Linked DNA regions of Homo sapiens: region 1 is linked to region 2. A link is an interaction called in ENCODE POLR2A ChIA-PET data of the cell type or tissue named here. Cell type or tissue: endothelial cell of umbilical vein. All regions are shown on one strand. Each heading gives the region's core, and the rest is flanking DNA. Links, peaks and the distances in the headings are about the cores only. Region 1 overlaps MAP2K5 (mitogen-activated protein kinase kinase 5). Region 2 overlaps IQCH (IQ motif containing H).

Region 1 (14,658 bases), core at 9,649-14,648, 130 kb before region 2:
ACTGAAGCCAAAAGGTTAGAATAGCTTTTGACATCAACCCAGTGATAAAATGTTGGAACTCTCCCCTTAGGGGGTCTGACTCCAAAAGAAGATTTCAGATAAGTTGAAAGAGGCATTCTAATAAAGGCTGGGGATAAAATCAGGCTTATATGGCATACTGATGAATAGTTGTTGTGGGTTAATAGGATACCTAGCTTTATATAGGTATTGGTTTTCTTTACAAACTGCTCTTTGGGAGACTGTCTGATTTGCTCTTTAATATCTATGCTTAGTCGTTTTATTAAAGACTCCTTGTTTTTGTCCAAGAGGAAACTGAGTTAGAAAAGTAACCATACCCATGAGAAGACTGGTGGCTCCAGCCAAAAGGCAAAAGCTGAGCTGTCTCTGACCCCTTGATGGCAGCCCAAGAGCAAACCACTCACCTTAACCTGTAAAGCAAAAATGCACTTCTCTCTAAAGACAGTGAATTGACAGCTACGAAAAGTTAGTGAAGGGTAAGAAAGCAGAAATACATACTAAGCAAATTACTATGACAGTAGCCTAAAATACTTTTCTGAACAAAAACTTGGATATATACAGCCCATCTAGCCAAGATTCAGGCTAGCTGCCTATCAAGCTGGATAAGCTGTAAAAATTACACTAGCTGGAACCATAAATCATAAAAACTTACTAAACTGCCACAAAGTTTCAGAGGTACAAATATGTTAGAGAACAACACTAGAAAGTAGTGGTACTAAGAAGCAAGAAAATAATTTGAGCTTTTTCTATCTTATACATGGAGGTTCTTTGCCATCTGACCAAAAAAACGTTACCGGATATGACCAACAAAAGGGGTGGGGGTAGGGGAGCAGACAGATCTGATACATTGGTTCACAATGAGAATTCCAGGCTTCTCTAGTTGCCTGGAGCATAGTAATATGATTTTCCAGCACATTAGGGAAGCAAAAGTAGAACCAGAAAGCCTATGTACTGGCTAGATTTTGTTAATGTCACTTAAAATGGAGGAAAAAATCCTAGCAAGATACCAAATAGAGTGCAGCAGATGGTAAACCAATATTATGAAGCAATCTTCACAAAATCTGCAGTGTGTCACAAATATACAAAATGGCAGAGTTTGGGAAAAGAGAATCATAACAGGCCATATGTTGTTAGCAATTTTATTTGAGGCAACATGCAATCCAAAAGAAAAACCAAGAAGAGAAACATAAAGGCCCAATAGAGAGGAGAAGCAGCCTCAGGTAAGGGGCGGTCACAATGGCCTACTGAGTAAACAGCAGATAAACAGCAGACTCCAGGGAGCTCTCAGCCAAACAGCACCCACTGCAGTGACAGGGGCTCAAGAAGGCTTTCAAGAGAAACAATCTAGCTTCTACAAAGAGCTACAGAAAGTTAAGGCAATATATTATATGTCATTTGTCACACTCCTTCTGTGCCAGGTGGCAATTAGAACTACTGCAAAGGCACTTTTCCCAGGTAAGAGAAAAGAAATGAAAACATAATTATAGAAGTTAGAAAGACATCAACAGGAAACTACCGGAAAAGATGTCATGTTTAAAGCCCTTCTCAGGCACGGAGTTAATGACGTGGGCAGGACCAGAGGCCGTACTTTCCATGGCCACATCTTCATATCCATGAGTTTTAATTTAGCTTCTTGCTTCCCTCTTCCTGATTCCTTCCTTACTTCTTTGCTTTCTTCCTCCTTCCAGCAAATAAAAGTACCCACTATGTGGTGGGCACTGTTCTGGGCACTGGGACAGTAACAGTGAAAAAAGAAAAAACAAACAAAATCCTGCCTTCATGGAACATACACTCTAGTGGAAAGAGACTGAAGGAGGTGAGGGAGTGGGCCTTGCTGATATCTGGGGAAAGACTGTTCCAGGCAGAGGCAGCAGCTAATACAAAGGCCCTGGGTCAGAGGAATGCCTGGCATGTTTGACAGACCGAAAGGAAGCCAGAGTGGCTAGAACAGAATGAGAGGTTTGGGGAGAAACACACGGGTTCAGAGAAACAATGGTGGGACAGGTTGAGGCCAGATGCGAAAATGCAGAGCCTTGGAGGGCATTTTAAGGACTTGGTCTTTTACTTTGGAGTGAGATGGAAATCACTGGAGGGTTGTGAGCGTGGTGGTGTCACCTGACTTCTAAAAGAATCACTCTGGCTGCCATGTGGAAAAGAGGCTGTATAGAGGCAAAAGTAGAACAGGGAGACCAGTTTGGAGGCCACTGTCCTAATCCCGGTGAGAGATGATGGTGGCCTAAACCAAGCTGAGGTTTTAAGAAGTCATCACATGCTGGATAAATTTGAAGATAGAGCCAACAGGACTTGCTGATGAATGGGATATAGAAAGCTTATCCTTATTACTTCACTCTTCAACCATCCATGCATTCCAGAAACACACATAGAGTGCCTATTACGTGCCAGGTACCATTATGGTAGGGATTCAAAAATAAGCTGCACTGTCCACTGACCTTAAGGAACAACTAGTCTGGTGCTTGAGTAAAGGACTCAAACTTCTTAATTTTCATACAAATTAGCAAGACTATTAATAAGAAATGACTACTCTCATAAGACTAAAAGGGATTTGGACTTTTTGCATCAGTAATATTTCCAGCCAAAATTTCAACAAATTAAAGCTCTCTTATTTTGCCCCAAATTCTAGGATGCATAATTAACTCTTACATGTTAAATAATTTTCAGGCTCAGTGTAGGTTTGTTGTGACCATTTTTCACTAACTTACCTAGTTTTACTTAAAAATGACCCTTTATATTTTTACATATACAATAGTTTAAGGAAATGAAACTTCATTTCTTCCAAATATTTTATGATTTAGACTCTTCTCTGAAGCAAAAAGAGGCTCCCACCCAACTATTCTTAACAAGATTGTCATGGCTAGCTGAACACAAGAGTATCTCCTACAGGTGTCACTCCAGTTATCAGCTATAGTTGTTTCCTATACTCTGAGAATTTACAACTTCCAGAATTGCAATTTAGCTTTAAATGGTCATACTATGCCAAATTTAAAATGAGACATAATGTGTTGGTTTAAAGATTTCCACCCTAAATACAAAATAATCTTCCAGCAGTTCATAAAACAGCTGAAAATGATTCTGTGCAATAAGGAGAGAGTATAAAATGGGGTTGAAGAAAGGCACAAATTCAATAAATATTTATTCTATAACCATGTTTTCTGAACCAAACTCAGACACACGGTTTGACAAGTGTGAAGATACTTCTGAGAGCTACAGATTAGAATACATGAGTGTAATAGAAAAGTGAAACCACATGGTTTTTATAGGTTTAAGACAGCATTTGTCTACATGGACTTAAAATGCATGTTTCAAGTCACCAGTGAGATTTTACTGTCCACGAACACCAATCCAACAGTCATTTTATAGCAGTTACTTCTCTAGAGAAAATGCTGGCAGAGGAACACAAGTAACAGATATGCACAGGAAATGCATTAGTGGGCACGGTTGATTTTTATCACCTCATGTGTTGGTGTACTCATTAATCTGCTAATGAAACTGTGAAAATCAGCAGGGGTCTCTGGGCCTATATGAATGTCAAGCTCTTACAGCATATGTAGGACCCAGAAATGCAAACACACAGGATTTTTTATGGTTATGGAATTTACCTTCATCTCAGAAAGGTTCTCACATCTGGGAAAAGAAAAACTATTCCATAACTGGTGTGGAATCAACTATCTGCTTGAAAAATAAAGTTGGATCCCCACCTGATTTATTTCACCAAAATAAACTGAAGATGGTGCAAGAATTAAGAAAAACAAGGGCTGGGAGCAGTGGCTCATACCTGTAATGCCAGCACTTTGGGAGGCCGAGGCAGGTGGATTACCTGAGGTCAGGAGTTCGAGACCAGCCTGACCAACATGGTGAAACCCTGTCTCTACTAAAAAATAGAAAAATTAGCTGGGCATGGTGGTGGGCACCTGTAATCCCAGCTACTAGGGAGGCTGAGGCAGAAGAATCACTTGAATCCAGGGGGCGGAGGTTGCAGTGAGCTGAGATCATGCCATTGCACTCCAGCCTAGGCGACAGAGCAAGACTCCATCTCAAAAAAAAAAAAAAAGAAAGAAAAGAAAAAGAAAAATAAACAAATTCTGAACTTTGTAATAAAAATACATGCTTTTTATAAAAACCCACAATACGACACATACAAATTTATATAAATAACTGTGTGTGTGTGTCTAACCTCATTAAAGTAGAAGGAAAAAAGAATATCAATGAATGTTTCTTCAATATCCTGGACTGTAGAAGACCTTTCTAAGCATGACATAAACCCAGAAGTTACAAAGGAAAATAAGTAAGTTTGACCATGTAAAAATTTTAAACTTCTCCACGGAAAAAAGAAGAGAGAATAAGAAGACCAGAACAAACCGAAAAGAGCAATAAGCTGAACAAAAACATTTGTAACACACAAGACAAAGGGCCAACCTTAATATTGGAAAACCCTTAAATCAATTAGAAAAAGATAAATAACCAAATAGAAAAACAGGCAAAGACGACAAATAGTTTATAGAAATGAAATACAAATAGCTGGCCAGGTACGGTGGCTCATGCCTGTAATCCTAGCATTTTGGGAGGCTGAGACAGGCAGATCACCTGAGGTCAGGAGTTTGAGACCAGTCTGGTCAACATGGTGAAACCCCGTATCTACTAAAAATACAAAAAAATTAGCCGGGTGTGGTGGCGCATGCCTGTAGTCCTAGCTACTTGGGAGGCTGAGGCAGGAGAATCGCTTGAACCCCTGAGGTGGAGGTTGCAGTGAGCCGAGATCACACCACTGCACTCCAGCCTGGGCGACAGAGTGAGACTGCGTCTCAAAAAAAAAAAGGAAATTAAATACAAATAGCCAAATACAAATGAGAAGATATTCAAGCTCATTTACAATTTAAAAAATATAAAATAAAACAGTAACACAGTAATATTTTCACCTATCAAACTGACATTGACTAAAAGGTTTGCTAATATCCAGAGTTGATGGGGTTGGAGGGAAATGGGCCTTCTCATACCTTGTTGGTGTGAGTGTAGATTGGTTCTACCTTTTGGTGAGCAAACACAGTAATAGATATTGAAATTTAAATATGGGTATTCTTTGTCTCAGTAGTTCCAACTCTAAGAATTTATCTTACAAATTTATTTCCACAATGATATGGTTTGAATATTTGTCCCCTCCAAAGTGATCCCCAATGTTGCAGGCGGGGCCTGGAAGGAGGTGTTTTTGTCGTGGGGGTGGATCCCCCATGAATGACTCAGTGCCCTCTCTATGGTAGTGGGTTCTCACTCTGTTGGTTCATGTGAGAAACTGGTTGGTTGAAGGAGCCTGGCACCTCCTCCACTCTCTCTCGCCATGTGACACGCCTGCTGCCCCTTCACTTTCTGCCATAAGTAAAAGCTTCCTCAGCAGAATGCAAGCAGATGCTAGTGCCATGCTTGTACAGCCTGTAGAACTGTGAGCTCTAGATGTAATGGAGAATAAGGACCTAAAAGAGGTCCTTTTAATAAGAAAACAAGGTTTAGGACCATCAGCCCAAAAGGTGAGTTCTGCAGACAGATGTCCCTCTCCTCATCCAGCCCTAACTCCCCTTGGAAACACCACACCCAGAAAAAGAAATCAGAAAGAATACAGCTCCTCAGGTTTGACCCCCTTGGGTCAGTCAAATGTGGGAATTTGATTTGGAGGCCTGAACTGTCCACCACCAACCAATTATATCCCATGCTCAGGCTATAACACAAATAATCCAAAAACGCAAATTACTCATTTAGATTTAGACCATATACATTTTATAATTTTCATTTGAATATGGACACACATAACGTTCCACTCATTCAACAAGTGTGTTCCTCTAAGGCAGCAAGCTCATTACTAAGAAGAGAGAAAGAGTGGAATAAAACATCGTACCTATCACTAAGTGACTCAAAATGTAATGAGGGAAGTTAACATGCACACACACACCAGAAGGCAGGTTGAAGGGGTTCCCTGCTCTAGTAAAGGTGCAGAGAGATTAATGCCATCTGGAATCACCGGAGGTTTCATTGAAGAGACGCCATTTCTCAGAACTGGAGAATCTGTAACATTACCTGACCTTTCCCCTCTTTTCCACTCACTCAACTCTTTTTCTCTACATTTATACAAAACAGGTACATTTGACAGCTACCCTATCTCTTGTTGCTTAATTCATATCACTAACTATAACACCATTTCTTTTATATAAGATATCAATTAGTGTTAGGTATATTTTCAGTATTAAATGTATTACTATAAGGCCAGGTGCGGTGGCTCACACCTGTAATCCCAACACTTTGAGAGGCTGAGGAGCATGGATTGCTTGAGCCCAGGAGTTCAAGACCAGGTTGGGCAACATGGCCAAAGCCCATCTCTACAAAATATACAAAAGTTAGCCAGTGTAGTGGCATGCACCTGTAGTCCCAGCTACTCAGGAGGCTGAGGTGGGAGGATTGCTTGAGTCTGGGAGGCAGAGGTTGCAGTGAGCTGAGATCGCACCACTGCACTCTCCAGCCTGGGTGACAGAGCCAGACCATTTCAAAAAAACCAAAAATGTATTACTATAAGTATTTCTTTTATTAAAGTTGTATTTATTCAAGGGTTGTTCCATTATACCCATAAGCCACTGAAATATTTCCAAAATTCCTTATAAGCTATATCTTCTCAACTATTTCTTTTTTTTTTTTTTTTTTTTTTTGAGATGGAGTCTCGCTCTGTCGCCCAGGCCGGACTGCGGACTGCAGTGGCGCAATCTCGGCTCACTGCAAGCTCCGCTTCCCGGGTTCACGCCATTCTCCTGCCTCAGCCTCCCGAGTAGCTGGGACTACAGGCGCCCGCCACCGCGCCCGGCTAATTTTTTGTATTTTTAGTAGAGACGGGGTTTCACCTTGTTAGCCAGGATGGTCTCGATCTCCTGACCTCATGATCCACCTGCCTCGGCCTCCCAAAGTGCTGGGATTACAGGCGTGAGCCACCACGCCCGGCCTCAACTATTTCTTAAACATAGATTCCATTTATTGGTTCGGATTTCTGGTTCAGAAAAAAAAGTCACCACAAAATAATCATGAAAAAAGCCAGCCTAGGATTTCAAGTCTATAGTGGAAAGTACATGATAATCCAAACACAAAACAACTAAGAACTGTCATTATTTTGTCTGTGGGTATGTTTTGTATTTATTGTTTTTCATTTAAAACTGGCCCACATGAAGATGGGCACAGAGCTGCTGCCATTGATGGGGCAAAAGAAAGAGCATGATATCACAGAACGTAAACCTGGAGTAGTAGAGGTTTATCTATATTTACACTTAACAGGCTTTTGACACACTTGGGGATAAAGAGTGCAAGTTTTATAGTCAAAAAGATGTGTGTTTGAACCTGGGCTTCACCGTTCCAAGCAATCACATTCAGCAATCATTTCAGGCCTCTAAGCTTCGTTTCCTCACAGGTATAATTTTCCTATTTCACAGACTCAGTATAAAGATTACTAACAACTTAGGCAAGTCATCTAGTACACTGCCTGGCACAGAGCAAGCTATCAATGAATGATAGTTAAAATAATCAGTATTATTATTATTATGAACCCTAACTGGAAGCCAATGAGGCAGGCACAGGCACATCAAGCCACTTTGGGGATCCGAAAAGCAAGTAAAAAGTACAAAGTAAACTTCTTTTTACCATGCTTAAGAACAACCAGAATATATGATTTCAATAATTATGACAACTCTCAAAACAAGTCCAGTACAGTGGTTGAGAATATACACTCTGGAAACTACTCCAGAAATTCCACTTTACCACTTAACAGCTGAGAGACTTTCAGCAAGTTGCTTAAAGATTTCCTTTCCTCAACCAAAAAACAGAGCTAATAATGTCCTTTTAAGTACTTCGTGGGTACAGTGGCTCACACCTGTAATCCCAGCACTTTGAAAGGCCAAGATGGGACTATCACTTGAGGCCAGGAGTTCAAGACCAGCCTGAGCAACACAGCAAGACCCCGTTTCTACAAAAAAATTTTTTTAATTAGCTAGGTGTGGAGGTGGGTGCCTGTAGTCCCAGCTACTCGGGAGGCTGAGGCAGGAAGATCACTTGAGCCCAGGAGTTTAAGGCTGCAGTGAGCTATCATCATGTCACTGCACTCCAGCCTGGGCAACAGAGCAATACTCTGTCTCAAAAAAATAACGAGTACTTCGTGGGGATCTTGTGATGGTTAAAAGAAATAAGATAACCCATGGAATGCTCTTAGCAAAGCATCTGTCAACAGTAAGTACTCCGAATGTTAACTATCAGACTGTCCATGAAACCCGTGGAACCTGCAAGGAGTTACTGCAAAGAGTCTGAATAAAGCTTGCAACACTAGTATGTATTTCAGACAGATGTACTATTTTTCTATAGTACAGAGTTCAATGTGACTAATAAAATACTAATTACATTGAGTTCTACTCATTATAGCTTTTAAAAACAGGCAATGATTGTTGAAAAATGTTCAAACAATAGAGAAACATACAAAGTAAAAAGTGTGATCATTCATCCACCCCCTCCCGCCCCCACCAACCCAAGCCTCAGGCCCCAAGTCCACTTTACAGGGTAAGTCACTGGAAAGTACTGTAGTAGGCACTCTTCAGATCCTATCTTTCAATACACACATAAAGTTGGGGAAGCGTGGTTGGATATTTTACAAAATGGGATCATACTATATGCATTATTTGTTTATTCAACAATATTTCACAGATATCTTTCCGTACAAATGTAAAAAATCCTAACTCATTCTTTTTAGTCACTGTTGAATGCTTTGAATTATAGACAAATAGTAATTTATTAATCCATTATAATAGGCATTTAGTTTACCTCTAATTTTTTGCTATTGAAAATAATCCCACAAGCCTGAGCCAGGAGGTCAAGGCTACAGCAAGCTGTGATCTCACTACTGCACTCCAGCTTGGGCAAAAGAGTGAGACCCTATCTCCAAAATAAATAAATAATCCCACAGTGGGCCAGGCACAGTGGCTGACATCTATAATCCCAACACTTAGGGAGGTCAAGGCAGGAGGCTCACTTGAGGCAAGGAGTTCAAGACTAGCCTGGACAACATAGCAAGACCCCATCTCCACATAAAATTTAAAAATTAGCCAAGCATAGTGGTGCATGCGTGTAGTCCCAGTTACTTGGGAGGCTGAGGTGGGAGGATTGTGTAAGCCCAGGAGTTCAAGGTTACAGTGAGCTATCATGCCACAGCATTCCAGTCTAGGCACCAAGGCAAGATCCTGTCTCTAAAAATAACAATAATTATCATCATGATCTCACAATGAACACTTTGTTTGATGGGCATTCAACAAATGTGTAGCTATTTCTGTTGAACTGCTTCCTGACAGTGGATCTGCTAAGTCAAAGGTTTTGCACATTTTATATGTTGATAAGAAATGCCTAATTATCCTCCAAAAAGGAAGTACTCATTGTATTCTCTGTAAGTAACCATCTTCATAAAAAACAGAAACAAAAAAGTATCCTATTGTGGAAAAACTGAAATTTTTCTACATTAAGAAGTGACCCTCTGGCCAGGTGCAGTGGCTCACACTTATAATCCCAGCACTTTGGGAGGCTGAGGTGGGTGGATCACTTGAGGTCAGGAGTTCAAGACCAGCCTGGCCAACATGGCAAAACCCTGTCTCTACTAAAAATACAAAGATTACTTGGGCATGGTGGTGCACACCTGTAATCTCAACTACTCAGGAGGCTGAGGCATGAGAACTGCTTGAACCCAGGAGGCAGAGGTTGCAGTGAGCTAAGATCGCACCACTGCCCTCCAGCCTGGGCAACACAGTGAGAGTCTGCGGCAAAAAAAAAAAAGAAAAAAGAAAAAGAAAAGAAAAAAGTAGCCCTCATCTTAAAAAAAAAAAACTACAGTTCTTACTTCATCCCTCTCAGCATCCGGGCCCTTATGCTACTGACTATCTCATCGTAGCATGACTCATTCCATGATGTCCTCTGCAATGACCTGGTTCATGACAAAACAGTTTTCTAGTCCCCAGGTCACCCTGGCCCTGTCCCCAGGCCAACTGTGGGGAAAAAGGAAGGACTAAAGACCTGAAGTGTTCCTGTCACCATCTAGCATCCCTGCTAAGCCCCACTAAAACAGAATTATTCCATGTAATGCTCATGGTAAAAGCTCTACTTTGTTGCTATGTTTTAAAGCAGCAATGGATTAAAATCTCTTAATCAATAATCACTGGCCTACAGGTAGTTTACACGTTTCATTTTGTCCTGCAATATTATCACAATCAGGAGCAAGAGCAGATAAAGGTCATGCTGGTAATTAAAGCTATATTGTAGAAATATGCTCACCCAAGATATGATTAAATAAGAAAATATTACTCAGTTCAGTATCATCATTAAACTTATATCAATTTATAAATATTTAAATGTACCATATGATGGTCATAAATAATCTGTTTTTGTCAGTTTCTAAAGTAATGCCACCCATAAACCCTTTAAAAAATGACTGCAGAAAGGAATAGTCAAGAAAGTATACAAGCCAGACTTACATTCAAATGCTGTAGTTGTTGCTTCAGGCAGAACCTGGCCTATCACATCCTAAACAAAGAAAGAATAAAGAAACACAATTAGCCATCTTCTTTATTGCTAACATGTGGCAAATCCTACAGGAAATATGAGAACCTGGGAAAGATTTTTGAAACGTTAGCATAAACTATAAAAACATTAGCTCATAATCACACTTAGCCCAGCAACGTAAACCCAGAGTTTAAAGCTCTATTCCAGGAAGAAAAATATTTAAGGAAACTTTTCCACATTTTATTAATAACATATTTTATTCTCAGTTCAACAGTCTATATACAAATAAACCGTCATGTATTTACAAAAACTTGGTTTCTTCTATGGGAGGCTGTGGAATATACTACAGTTGAAAGAGAGAGGGGTTTTGAGAGTCAGACTGACGTAGGTCTGAATCTCTGGGAAAAAAATCACCTAACCTCTCTGAGCTTCAATTTGATTACCCTCCAAAATGGGTCTGGTAATACTTATAGATGTAGCTTAAAAATTAATCTAATAAACATAAACTTAGACCTAGCACATTGAAGACATTCAACAAATGTAGTTCCTGATATACAACAAGCAACACTGTGCCTCGCACTCATCATGGTAGGAGTTCGACACCCAAGTTTCCATGACGATATAAACCCATTATGCCACATTTAACACAAACAGTTCTTATCAACCTTTACTCTTAAGCAACAGAAAACATACTTAATGACACCGAAATAAAGTTAATCTAGCCTACAACAAAAATCTAAAAAGGGTATATAATCTGACATCAATGCTTAAATAAATCTATAAAGTTGAAAACACATGAAAATTAGTATACTGAGACAGCTTAATTGAATAAGCATAGAACACCTACGCTCTGGGGAAAGTGACCCTCCATCATGTCCAGTCCAACTCCAATGGCCTGCAAACCTCATTTCTCTCCAGGAGCTCTGCCACAGTGTCCCTCCCAGGCTGCAGCAGAACTGGCACCAGGCAGCCGGCTGACAAAGCCGCTCGCAGTATTTCTCAGCAGGGAGCCCACAGCCTTTCCAAGCAGGGCACTTAGCAGAGTGGCTGCAACTTCCTTCTAAAGGCAATTCTTTAGAAGCTTTTGCTGCAGTGGCAATTTGCATAATAGTCTTGCCTCTATAGTGCTTTTTTTTTTTTTCAAAAATAAATCTGTGCATATAAAACTGATCAAAGAGGACTATCTTAGGCAGTCCTTGCTCATTACAGCCAAAAGAGATTTTTTTTTCTGAGTCTAGTCCTCACAAATGAAACATCAACTTTTTGAGGAAGCATCTATAAAAGATTTTAGTGTTAAAAAATTATTTCTACACTCTCATAGTTAGAAAGTATTTATTGACAGGAAACTGTAAAGGGAGTACAGAATAAAGCACACAGGCAATCCAGTGGAAAGCCTGAAAACATGAAATTGCAGCCAAACAGCTACAGCTGGATGCTAGCTCTCTGGCACAGCTGAGTGCACAAAATCTCTCTGTGCCTCACTTTCCTCATGTGTAATATCAGATCTTAGCTGTACCTAACAAATGAGTTAGTATTTGTAAAGTACTCAGAAGAGTGTCTAGCACATGGCAAGTGCCATATTAGTGTCAAATAAATAAAACAAAACACCAATAACTGGAATATTACAAAGCTTACTTCGTAATAAACTTTGAAATTCCAGCACCCTACAATCAGTGGAGGATGGTGATTCACTCACTGACTTCATCCTTCAGCAGTACTTATTGAACACTCATTCTAGCCAGTGTAGGTTTAAAAAAACGAGGGGAAAACAACTGCTTCATCCCCAACTCTCTAAGTCTAGGTTATCACCAGTTATTTCCAGGAAACTCCGATCTTGAGATGTGAACTGTACCTCTATAGTGTTAGCAAATTAATTTAGGCTCCTTCCTACTTAGGAATAGCAGACCCCATCAAAGTGCAGAGTTCTAACAACCAACTGAAAACCTGCTCAGTGGCAATGGCATGCCTTAGCCCATCGACATAAACAAGGCACTGCACATGCTCCTCACCTGATACGAGGAAAAGGGAGAAAGAACAAAGCAAACTTGAGTGAGAGAATCATGTGAACACAACCAACCATTTTGTTCTTTAAAGCAAATAAAGTGGGGCAATCATAATGACAAAGAGGTAAGAAGTTTAAACATCAGTAATATCTACTAGTCATTTTAAAGCAGGGTACATTTGATGATTTTATATACATTTTCCAGCTAAAGTGACTTATTTCCAAGCGGCCTTCTTCTGCTCTTGACAATATAACATGTACCTAACTAACCTAAAGAAGGTTTCAAAAGAAAACCGGGATGGGCGCAGTGGCTCACACCTATAATCCCAGCACTTTGGGGGGCCGAAGTGGGTGGATCACTTGAGGTCAGGAGTTCAAGACCAGCCTGGCCAACATGGTGAAACCCTGTCTCTACTAAAAATACAACAAAATTAGCTGGATGTGTGGTGTGTATCTGTAATCCCAGCTGCTCAGGAGGCTAAAGCAGGAGAATCACCTGAACCTGGGAGGCAGAGGTTGCAGTGAGCCGAGATCACGCCACTGCATTCCAGCCTGGGCAACAAAGCGAGACTCTGTCTCAAAAAAAAAAAAAAAAAAGAAAAAAGAAAACCGAAGTTTACATATTTTGATGATGACCATTTTTTGATACTTTTCTTCTTCCTTTCAATAAATCAGACAAATATCTGACAGATCCAAAACATCATTGAGCATCTACAACATGCCACGAGCATAAAGATCACAAAGCTGTAGGCTACAGGACAATAAAACTTGATCCTTGACTTTAGGAAGATTATAAACTGGTTACAGAGATAAAGACAAACCTGAAAGACTAGTAATATAAAACACTTAAGAGTATAAGCACCAAACAAAAGACATAAACAGCCAATAGTATTTGGTAACTCAGGAGAAAGGAAAAAATCACAGACTCAGTTTAGACAGAAATCTGTGTGTGTGTGTGTGTGTGTGTGTGTGTGTTTTCTTCTTTTTTGAGATAGGGTCTCGCTCTGTGACCCAAGCTAGAGTGCAGTGGTGCAATCACAGCTCCCTATAGCCTCGACCTCTAGGTTCAAGAGATTCTCCCACCTCAGCCTCCCTAATAGCTGGGACCACAGGTGAGTGTCACCAAGCCCCCACTAATTTTTGCATTTTTTGTAGAGATGGGGTTTTGCCATGTTGCCCAGGCTGGTCTCGAACTCCTGAGTTTAAGCGATCTACCCACCTCGGCCTCCCAAAGTGTTGGCATTACAGGCCTAAGCCACCACTCCTGGCCCAGAAGTCTTATAGATGAGGGGAAATCTGAGCTTGGAGACCACAGAATACAAAAAGAAGAGGGGAGAGGGTTGGGCATTCTCTCTCATCACACACTAACCAGACCTCTTGTATAGTTTTCCCAAAACTAGGAACTCAGTCTCCAGGGAAAAAGAGAAACACAGAAAGCTGCAAAACAGAAGACCCAAATGTCTCTACCTTTGAGGGTCAGGTCAGCCTCCATAGTTCAGCCAGTCCCTGATGATTCAGACAAAAGACAAGGCCCAGAGAGACCGACTGACTTGCCCAGGGTCTCCCAGCTATTTGATGCACAGTGACTGGAGCCCTCAACTGCTGACTTCAGGTCCGAGACACTCAGTTATGGCTGACTCGGTGACTACAACCTGCTTCTGGCATCTGTGTCAGGTTCTGCCAAAAATTAGCTGGGTGGCTTTAGCAAGGTATTTTCCCCCTGTGGGGTTCATGCCTCTTCATTCGAAATGAGTCTGAATTAGATGAGGGGATTCTTCCAGGTTCCACGTGACTTTAAAGTTTAAGGTTCCAAGCCAGAGATGCTGACGTGTCTCTTGGTTCTTGCCTTTTCTTGATGAAGAGATGAAGTAAACCTGGAGAACAGATCACAGGAGTCTGCCATGATCTGGGCTTGAACATTTGCTAAAATGGAGCACTAGGAGATAGCACTGAACACCCACTGCCACAGGTCCTTCGTCAGGCCTTTCTGACAAAACATGCTCCACCTGGGCTTACCTAGCCAAAAGTGTGCAGACACCTGGCATGCTGAGCTCTAGTGGTGGGGCCAC
Region 2 (8,186 bases), core at 3,187-8,186:
TATTGCTTCTGATATAATCCTATGACAATTTAGAAATCAAACCCTAGCACATTTTGTGGCCATAAGCACACTGGAGAGAACATAAATGGAATGAAACAGGCAATGGTGGAAGCTGGAGGGAGGGAGATGGTGACCTTAGAGTTGGGAAACCTGGGAGACACCCTGGCTCAGTTAGGGACCATTGATGCAGGGCCTGCTGTATGCACTGGGTCGAGAGAAAGGCAGAAGCTTTGAAAACACATGACTTTCAAGAACCAGGTTTTTTAAATGTACTAAAATTGTAGGATCTAACTTTGTGTTCCATTTACCACTTATTTGTGGTGTGATTTTCCCCAAGTCCCCTCCAATCTCTGAGCTTCAGTGTCTTCATGAAGAAAATTAAGTTAACAAGGCTTGTACTGCTCTCCATAAATAAGCATGGCTGAGAAAGCAGGATAAAGATGAACAGGAGGTAGAGGTGAAGCCTTAGCTTGTGGTTATACAGCTCAGATGAGACAGTCGCTGGGAAAGCCTTTCTCATCTACAAAACTCACATGAAAAGAAATAGTTTAGAGGGAGGCTTTTGCAGGCAGATGCTGGAAGATCTGGAAATTTCCTAATGACCTGGACGGGCCTGGAGATCATCATGGTCTTCCCCCGATAACTTAAAAAAAAAAAAAACCTTATTAGGCTGGGCGTAGTGGCTCACGCCTGTAATCCCAGCACTTCGGGAGGCCGAGGCGGGCGGATCACCTTAGGTCAGGAGTTTGAGACCAGCCTGGCCAACATGGTGAAACCCTGTCTCTACTAAAAATACAAAAATTAGCTGGGCATGGTGGCATGCACCTGTAATCCCAGCTATCAGGAGGCTGAGGCAGGAGAATCACTTGAACCTAGGAGGCGGAGGTTGCAGTGAGCCGAGATCGCACCATTGCACTCCAGCCTGGGCAACAAGAGTGAAACTCCATCTCAAAAAAAAAAAAAAAAAAGTAAAAACACCCTATTATTGATCTTGTGTGTGTGTGTGTGTGTGTGTGTGTGTGTGTGTGTGTGGTAGCCACTTGATTTTCTTCCATTTATGCATGGGGTTGACTTTCCTTACTTGTCTATCAGTGGGTACATGTGGAAATTTACAGAATCACAAAATTTTAGAGTTGAAAGGACATTGGAACTTGTCTAGCACAACTGTCCCCTGCAAAGAATCTCTTTCCAGCAATCTTGTTAGATGGCTGCCATTCAACCCCTTGCTTAAATAATTCATTATCAGGGTATCCAATACACCCTGCCCAGCCAGTATATTCCAATAACCAACAGATCTGTCCTTTCATACACTCTCATACATTGAGCTACAATAAGCCCTGATAAATGTAACTACTGGCTCTGCCCAAGACTCCTGGAGCAGCACGGAGGTAGCTTTTCATGGGCTCTTCTACGTGTTAGCAGAGTGATTTGGGGTTAATCTTTTGTACTTCAGTTTTCCACCTCTATAAAATGAGGGTGATAATGGTGCCCACCTCATAGGATGGGTAGGAAGCTTTGAAAAGTTAACATAGATATACTTAGAAGAGTGCCTGGCCCATAATAAGCACTATCTAAGCTCACTATTATTATCATCACTGTGCTATTGCTGCTGCTGTTATCATCTGACATGACATTATCTTATCATTATTGATTATTGCTGAGATTATTATTATCACTTGACAGCAGTGGAAAGATACCTTCTCTGGCCTGTTATACTAACCCTTTCTTCTTGTGCATGTGGGTAAGCATGTAAGATGTCTTGCACTGTAACCTCCTAGAGACTGAGGGCCGTTGCATAGGTGTGCCTCTGTGTAACATCTGACAGGGACCTCTGAGACGGTAGACAGGCATCATTCACTCCATTCATTCCCTCATTCATAGACCACCCAATGTTGTTAGGAAATGAGGATGAAGTAGGAGGAGGAGGATGAAAGGAATGGAGGCTCGCTTTGTTCCTGGATTGTAGAAAACCCTTGTTTGGAAATGCTATATTCAGAACTGGAAGCGAGACCATTTTTGCTCTCCTAGAAAACAGAAGGAGAAACTAACACTTATTAAAGATGATTTTGTGTAAGGTTCTGTGGTAGAAACTTTCATATCTGTATTTCATTGAATCCACCCAATGACCCTGTAAGGTAGGTAAGTGAGGAAACGAGCCTTGGTGGGTTTAAGAACCTTGCTCAAGGTCATGGATGGGGTCCAGACCCAGGTAATCTGATTCCAAAGCCCACCTCTCAGGAGAAGTTTGTAGTGTAAAAAAAGGCCCAGAATCTTGAGCTTCCCATGCCATGCTTGGCATGCTAGGTTCTTATTTACTTAAGAGGCTGGGTGTAAGATAAATATTTAGGCAACATTTGAAAAAGAAAACCGTAGGAGCACTTTTCTAAACCAACACAGGAGATGCAAAGTATTTAAATTGGCCCCAGTTGACCCAAAACTAGAATCCAAGGTTGTGTAGACTAATCCTCAATAGAAACTTTACAGTCTTATTTACCTTGACTGAGAAATGTTTGGAGGAATTTCCTCCACGTCGGGAACCGTTTCTCATTGACTGGCTGTGCGTGCTGTGCTAAAATGCCCGCCAGCTCCTCAGAGATCTTCACCAAAGCTGGCTCCTGCAGAAACAAATTAAATAGAACCACAAGCAATTTTACTACAGAAATGAAAACTGCTTGTGGAGTGATTAAAAACCAGGCCTCCAACAGGCAAAAAAAATGTGGTTACTGTTTACCCAGAGTCAGAAAGCCATTTTGAAAATGTTCTCTCTTTTTTCAGCCATTTCAGTTTTCATATTTCAAAAGTGATTTGGCGCCCTAAAAATTCTTAATTGTTCCTGTTGTCTCTGAAAGGCACCCTTCTCTCTGGGCATCAGGAAACGAGGTTTCAGACCCACTGCAGCTGGCAGCCTGACCAGCAGAGTGTCCTTGGGCAATATCTTTTCTCATTCTGGGCCTCAGTTTCCCTTTATATAAAATGTGGGGTTAACTGTTTTTTTTGTTTTTGTTTTTTGTTTTTTCTTTTTTTTTTTGAGACGCAGTTTTGCTCTTGTTGCCCAGGCTGGAGTGCAATGGCGTGATCTTGGCTCACTGCAACCTCTGCCTCCCGGGTTCAAGTGATTCTCCTGCCTCAGCCTCCCGAGTAGCTGGGACTACAGGCATGCGTCACCACACCTGGCTAATTTTGTATTTTTAGTAGTGACGGGGTTTCTCCATGTTGGTCAGGCTGGTCTCAAACTCCCGACCTCAGGTGATCCGCCCGCCTCGGCCTCCCAAAGTGCTGGGATTACAGGCATGAGCCACTGTGCCCAGCCTAATTTTGTATTTTTAGTAGAGATAGGGTTTCACCATGTTGGTCATACTGATCTCGAACTCCTGACCTCAGGTGATCCACCCGCCTTGGCCTCCCAAAGTGTTGGGATTACAGGTGTGAGCCACCGCACCTGGACACCTCCATATATTTTTTAATTTTTAAAAAAAATTTTTTGAGACAGGGTCTTGCTGTGTCACCTAGGCTAGAGTACAGTGGTGTGATCATAGCTCACTGCAGCCTCAGTCTCCTGGGTTCAAATGATCCTCCTGCCTTAGCCTCCCAAATGGCTGGGACTACATGTACACACCACCATGCATGGCTAATTCTAAAAAAATTTTATTTTTTTTAGATTTGATTTTATTCTTCAGATTTTATTTCTGCCAGAAGTGAGACAGGGTACTGGATCGAAACTCATATGATAGACAATATTCATATTCAAAATATGGAGCACTGACAAGAAAAACTCAGATTTACTTTAGGTTGCAGGGGAACTTCTGAATCTGAGTGATGGTGCAGTAATTTGAAGGGATCAGCTTTGGGGGTGGGATTGGAATATTAGAAATCACACACACTTATTTCCAATTTCCCTACCATTAAAAAGTGATTGTCCTCTATGCACTGCTCACCCCAACTCCTTGGAACAGCTGGTTGATTCTAGGTCCAGTGCCCACTGACAACCCACAGTAGAAGACAAACATCTGACACTATGCCCTCAGCGGGTTCAAAAAATCTGAATAACTTCCGAAATATCCAGAAAATCTTGGTGGGAGAGTTTCATTAGTTATCTTAGTAAGTGCTTGACATACAAAACAGAACTGCCCTGAGAAGCGGAGAGTGCCCTGGCTCACACTCAGCTCAGGACGACTCCCTGCACAGTGGGAGGAGGTCTGTTAAGAAGGGCTGGGGAAGCGTTCATGCAGAGAGCTCTGTCTTGTGATGCAGAGACAAGGAAACTGCTGTCAAAGCAATGGGCCTTTTCCCTCCCTTCATATCCTATACGCTGTGCACATTTTCTCTGATCTTTACTGTGAATTACCTGATCGCCCCAAAGCCCTGCATCTAAATTATAAACAAGCATGTGAAATGCACAGCTCCAGCAACCCGGACCCCTTCTTTGTTCCTTCTCTGAACAGTCCCCCAAATCCATCTTTCTTTTGTTTTACACTTGTTTCAGTTAAAACCATTCCATTTTATCAAGGAAGACCAACTGTCTCTGATTTATGAAGTGCCCCAAAGCTGGGACAATGAAACACGGCGTTAGAATCCCACTCTTCTCTGGAAAATGGAATGGCAAGGAAAGGAAGTCTCACAGCCTGGGCCCTCTCTCAGACAAGTGGGAATTGCTTTGTTCTGCCTTGATTAAATGGCCTTTTCTGCCCCACTGCTGGGGAATGTGAAATCATCTACTCAGTTATACACATGTGGTCATTCATACCAAGACAGTCCAAAGATAAATCATTCATTCATTCATCTATATAGCAAAAATTACAGAATGTCAGGCCTTTTAAGCAACTGAACTAGTAAAAAAGTGATATATATACACATATATATATTATATTATATATATATATATTTTTTTTTTGGTGTTGGGGAGAGAGGGAGAAAAGGCAGTGAAGGAGCAGGTAAAACCCTTGCCACGTAAATCTTGAAAGGAGATCTCCTTCAACTTGAGGATCAAGTCCAAACTCCTCAACATGACAGATGAGGAAGGTCCTCTGTGATATGGCCTCTGGCTCCTAATGTGGCCTCACTTTCCTGCTCAGCTCCCAGCCTCCCCCTAACCTGCCCTCCTCTGCCTCCCCTTGCTGACTCCTCCTCATCCTTCCTGAGGTCGTTCCAGCCACAGCTCCTCCAGGAAGCCTTCTCTTCAATTGGGAGAGAAAGCTTTCTCCGTGCTCTCCAGCTCTCTTGGGGCTGCTTAATGGCATGGCCACTGGCTTTGAGGTCAGTCTCCCAGTGCCCAGCACAGGGAACACTAAATGTCTGCAGAATGAGTCACGATGGTGGTAAACATAGGACGTAGTCCTTAAAGCTGAAGTTACAGAATAAGATAAAACGTGAAACCTCTCAATGGGTTCCTCCTTGCTGCTCAGGAAGCAGCTGGAGGGAAGGCTGCTAAAGAACCACAAATTCTTCCTGGGCGGACTTTATGGGATTCCCTGCCTCTGAAGGGCATCGGGAAGATAAACGAGGTCACATTTATGAAGTGTCACCTCAGATGCAACATACTATGTGAGGGCCAATAAGTAACTCATCAGCCTGCTGCTTGTGTGTGGCATCTGGACACTGTGCCAGGCTTCTGCCACCGCCTCTGATCACAAAGCCAGCCATTCTGCTTTGACGCTTGGAGTTTTCACTGTGCACAAAGCCCCAGTAAGGAGGTAAATTTCCTAGAGGAAAGTCGGCTGCTGGAATCTGGAGGAGTAATCGTGTCCTACCATGAGAGGTACACAGCTGAAGGCACTGGCGGGGTGACATTCAGTAGGGATGCTGGGGCACACAGAGGCAGCTTGGGGCCATGATTCATTCTCTAAGAAAAAAGGCATGGAGAGGAATAATGCGAGGTAAGAGGAGAGGGGTATTAACTGTTTAATTTATTTCTTTATTTTGAAAGTGTCTGATGGGAAAAACAAGGATTATACTAAGAATGGCCTCAGCACCAATGAAAATTGTCTTCCTATCCCTACAAAACAAACCAAAAAAATACAGCAGGACCTGCAGCTCATATATTCAAGTAAGGTCAGAAAAATGACATTCTTGGTAAAAGCTTCATTTTATTTTATCCCCCCAACAAAACAACCCTTTACAGTCTGGTTTCTGCTGGTACTCAGAAGCTGCTTGTGAACTGGTGGGTTAGGCCAGAGCTCAAATCCAGGAGCAAAGGACTCCATCGCAGCAGTGGTTTAACAAGCTAAGAACACTGTTTTCCCAAGAAGCAACAAGGTCCCAACAGCCACAATGGGTCTATCGACGTCAGATGCAAGCTCTCAGTTTTTGGGGGGCTTTCTGTTCTCTGGTTTTTGTCATTTTGCATAGTTCAAACATAATTGCCACAACTTTAAGGGCAGATGCTGGTAAGGGAAGATCTGTAGCTATTCAAGTTTATTTTGTTCAAAACAAACTTATGTACACACAGACACACACACACACACACACACACACACACCTTCCATAACAGACAAACACTCCAATTCATGTGAATCATTAGAATACTATTTGTAAAATACTTTGTCTCATCACAGGTTCACATTCATGATCTCATTCAGTACTTTCAGCAACACTCTGCAGTGGCCACTACCATGTTATTTCTCTTGCTTTAAAATGGGAGCTGAGGCACTTAGAATGAAGAGGCTTGTGTAAGATCACTCAGTGAGCTTCAACAAATGATGAAAGACAGAAAATAACAGAGTTAGGGGAACCATTGCTAGCTTGCTTTCTTCCTCCCTTTTCTATCTTCCCAAAGTGTATATATATTGAATATCTGTTATAAGCCAGCAACAGGGGCACATCTTCTTTATCTCAAAAACTTGTGAAATGAGGCCGGGCGCGGTGGCTCATGCCTGTAATCCCAACACTTTGGGAGGCCGAGGTGGGTGGATCACTTGAGGTCAGGAGTTCATGACCAGCTTGACCAACATGGTGAAACCCTGTCTATACTAAAAATACAAAAATTAGCCGGGCGTGGTGGTGGGCACCTGTAATCCCAGGTACTTGGGAGGCTGAGGCTTGAATCCAGGAGGCAGGGGTTAGAGTAAATTGAGATAGCGTCATTGCACTCCAGCCTGGGCAACAAAACCAAAACTCTGTCTCTTAAGAAACAAACAAAAAAAAAGACAACAACAACTTGTGAAATGAGTAGTTAGGAAGTTTTTTTTGCTTTGCATTGAGTAACAACAAGGTGATGGACGATGGGCGACCACATCAGTGTTTCAGAGAGGCTATTATCCATTTTGAACAGATCATTTAGAGCTAATGACTTGGGAAGTGTGGAAATAAAAATATATACCTTGTTGATAATAAACAAGTGCTAGAAAAAATACACTTGACTTTTGAAAAAAGTCAGAATTCCAGATTTTCATTCCATCATGATTGCACTGGCTCTGGGAATGCAATTAGCGGCTAGCTTTGTGGGGCTGATAGCTCTAGGGCAATTCCCATCAGAAGAAACTTCAGCCCCATCTTTGCCACTGCACAGGCTTGCCTCCACTTTTTCCAGTGCCCACATTTACCTCTCAGAGTGCATCAACAATCGTCAGGACGTTGGAAGGTTCCAAGACATCTGCAGAAAGCATGGGGCTCCACCAGCCTGGCCGATGCACCCCAGAGATTCTTGTCTACCAAGTATGTAACTTGCCTCTTGCTCTCTCTTTTTCTATCAAGAAAGTGTAAATTTGAAGGAAGAGATGTCTGAATGAATGAAATTCAGGATATCTTAGGGGAAGCCAGTAGACTCTCCATTGCACTCAATGACTAAAGCTAGTGACTAAAGCTTAATACTGCACTCAATGACTAAAGCTACTTCAAACTCTACAGAGTTAGCTTCCCCAACCAAGTAAATTCCAAGAGTGCCTCTGTGTGTGTGTATTACACACACATACACACATACAGACACACATTGGTGTAATTGGGTCATGTGCCAATCTGCAGTGGTGAATTAATAACTTTTTGGTTAATCACCTCAAATCTCCCATATCAGACACTGATGGTGTTCAAAAGAAAATCAAGGGACCTGCCTACATGGTTCTGATTTCTAGATGCTTTCTGACATCCCTACATGAAGGACTGGAGAGTGAAAAGGGCAAGACAATGACCTGAAAAAGTAAGCAAGACTGTCAGTGTTGAAAGGAGCCATGTGGACTATCTAGGACAAATGCCTC

What was found. ChIA-PET counts read pairs that join two places held together with the same protein. Peaks named below come from ENCODE experiments on the same cell type or tissue, not always from the same donor. Only the 100,000 strongest peaks of a DNase experiment are listed, where the experiment ranks them.
Region 1: POLR2A ChIA-PET joins it to region 2 with 5 read pairs; 2 of 35 experiments call an interaction of 5 or more read pairs at or near these places.

Annotation. Positions count from the first base shown.
Region 1 is chr15:67,545,984-67,560,641 of GRCh38, reverse strand. MAP2K5 (mitogen-activated protein kinase kinase 5) reads right to left here. Exons shown (of 22, transcript NM_145160.3): 2 at 10,560-10,608. Among named protein-coding and RNA genes, the nearest start is that of MAP2K5, 11 kb to the right of the region's middle. RefSeq lists a silencer at 3,275-3,354 and an enhancer at 12,334-12,835. In endothelial cell of umbilical vein, for the core only: no CTCF peak of the experiment used is centred there; no DNase peak of the experiment used is centred there.
Region 2 is chr15:67,411,360-67,419,545 of GRCh38, reverse strand. IQCH (IQ motif containing H) reads right to left here. Exons shown (of 21, transcript NM_001031715.3): 15 at 2,495-2,615. All of the region lies in intron 5 of IQCH-AS1 (IQCH antisense RNA 1), which reads left to right. Among named protein-coding and RNA genes, the nearest start is that of C15orf61, 110 kb to the left of the region's middle. RefSeq lists an enhancer at 5,121-5,415. In endothelial cell of umbilical vein, for the core only: no CTCF peak of the experiment used is centred there; a DNase peak (open chromatin) is centred at 5,335; H3K27ac peaks cover 248 bases.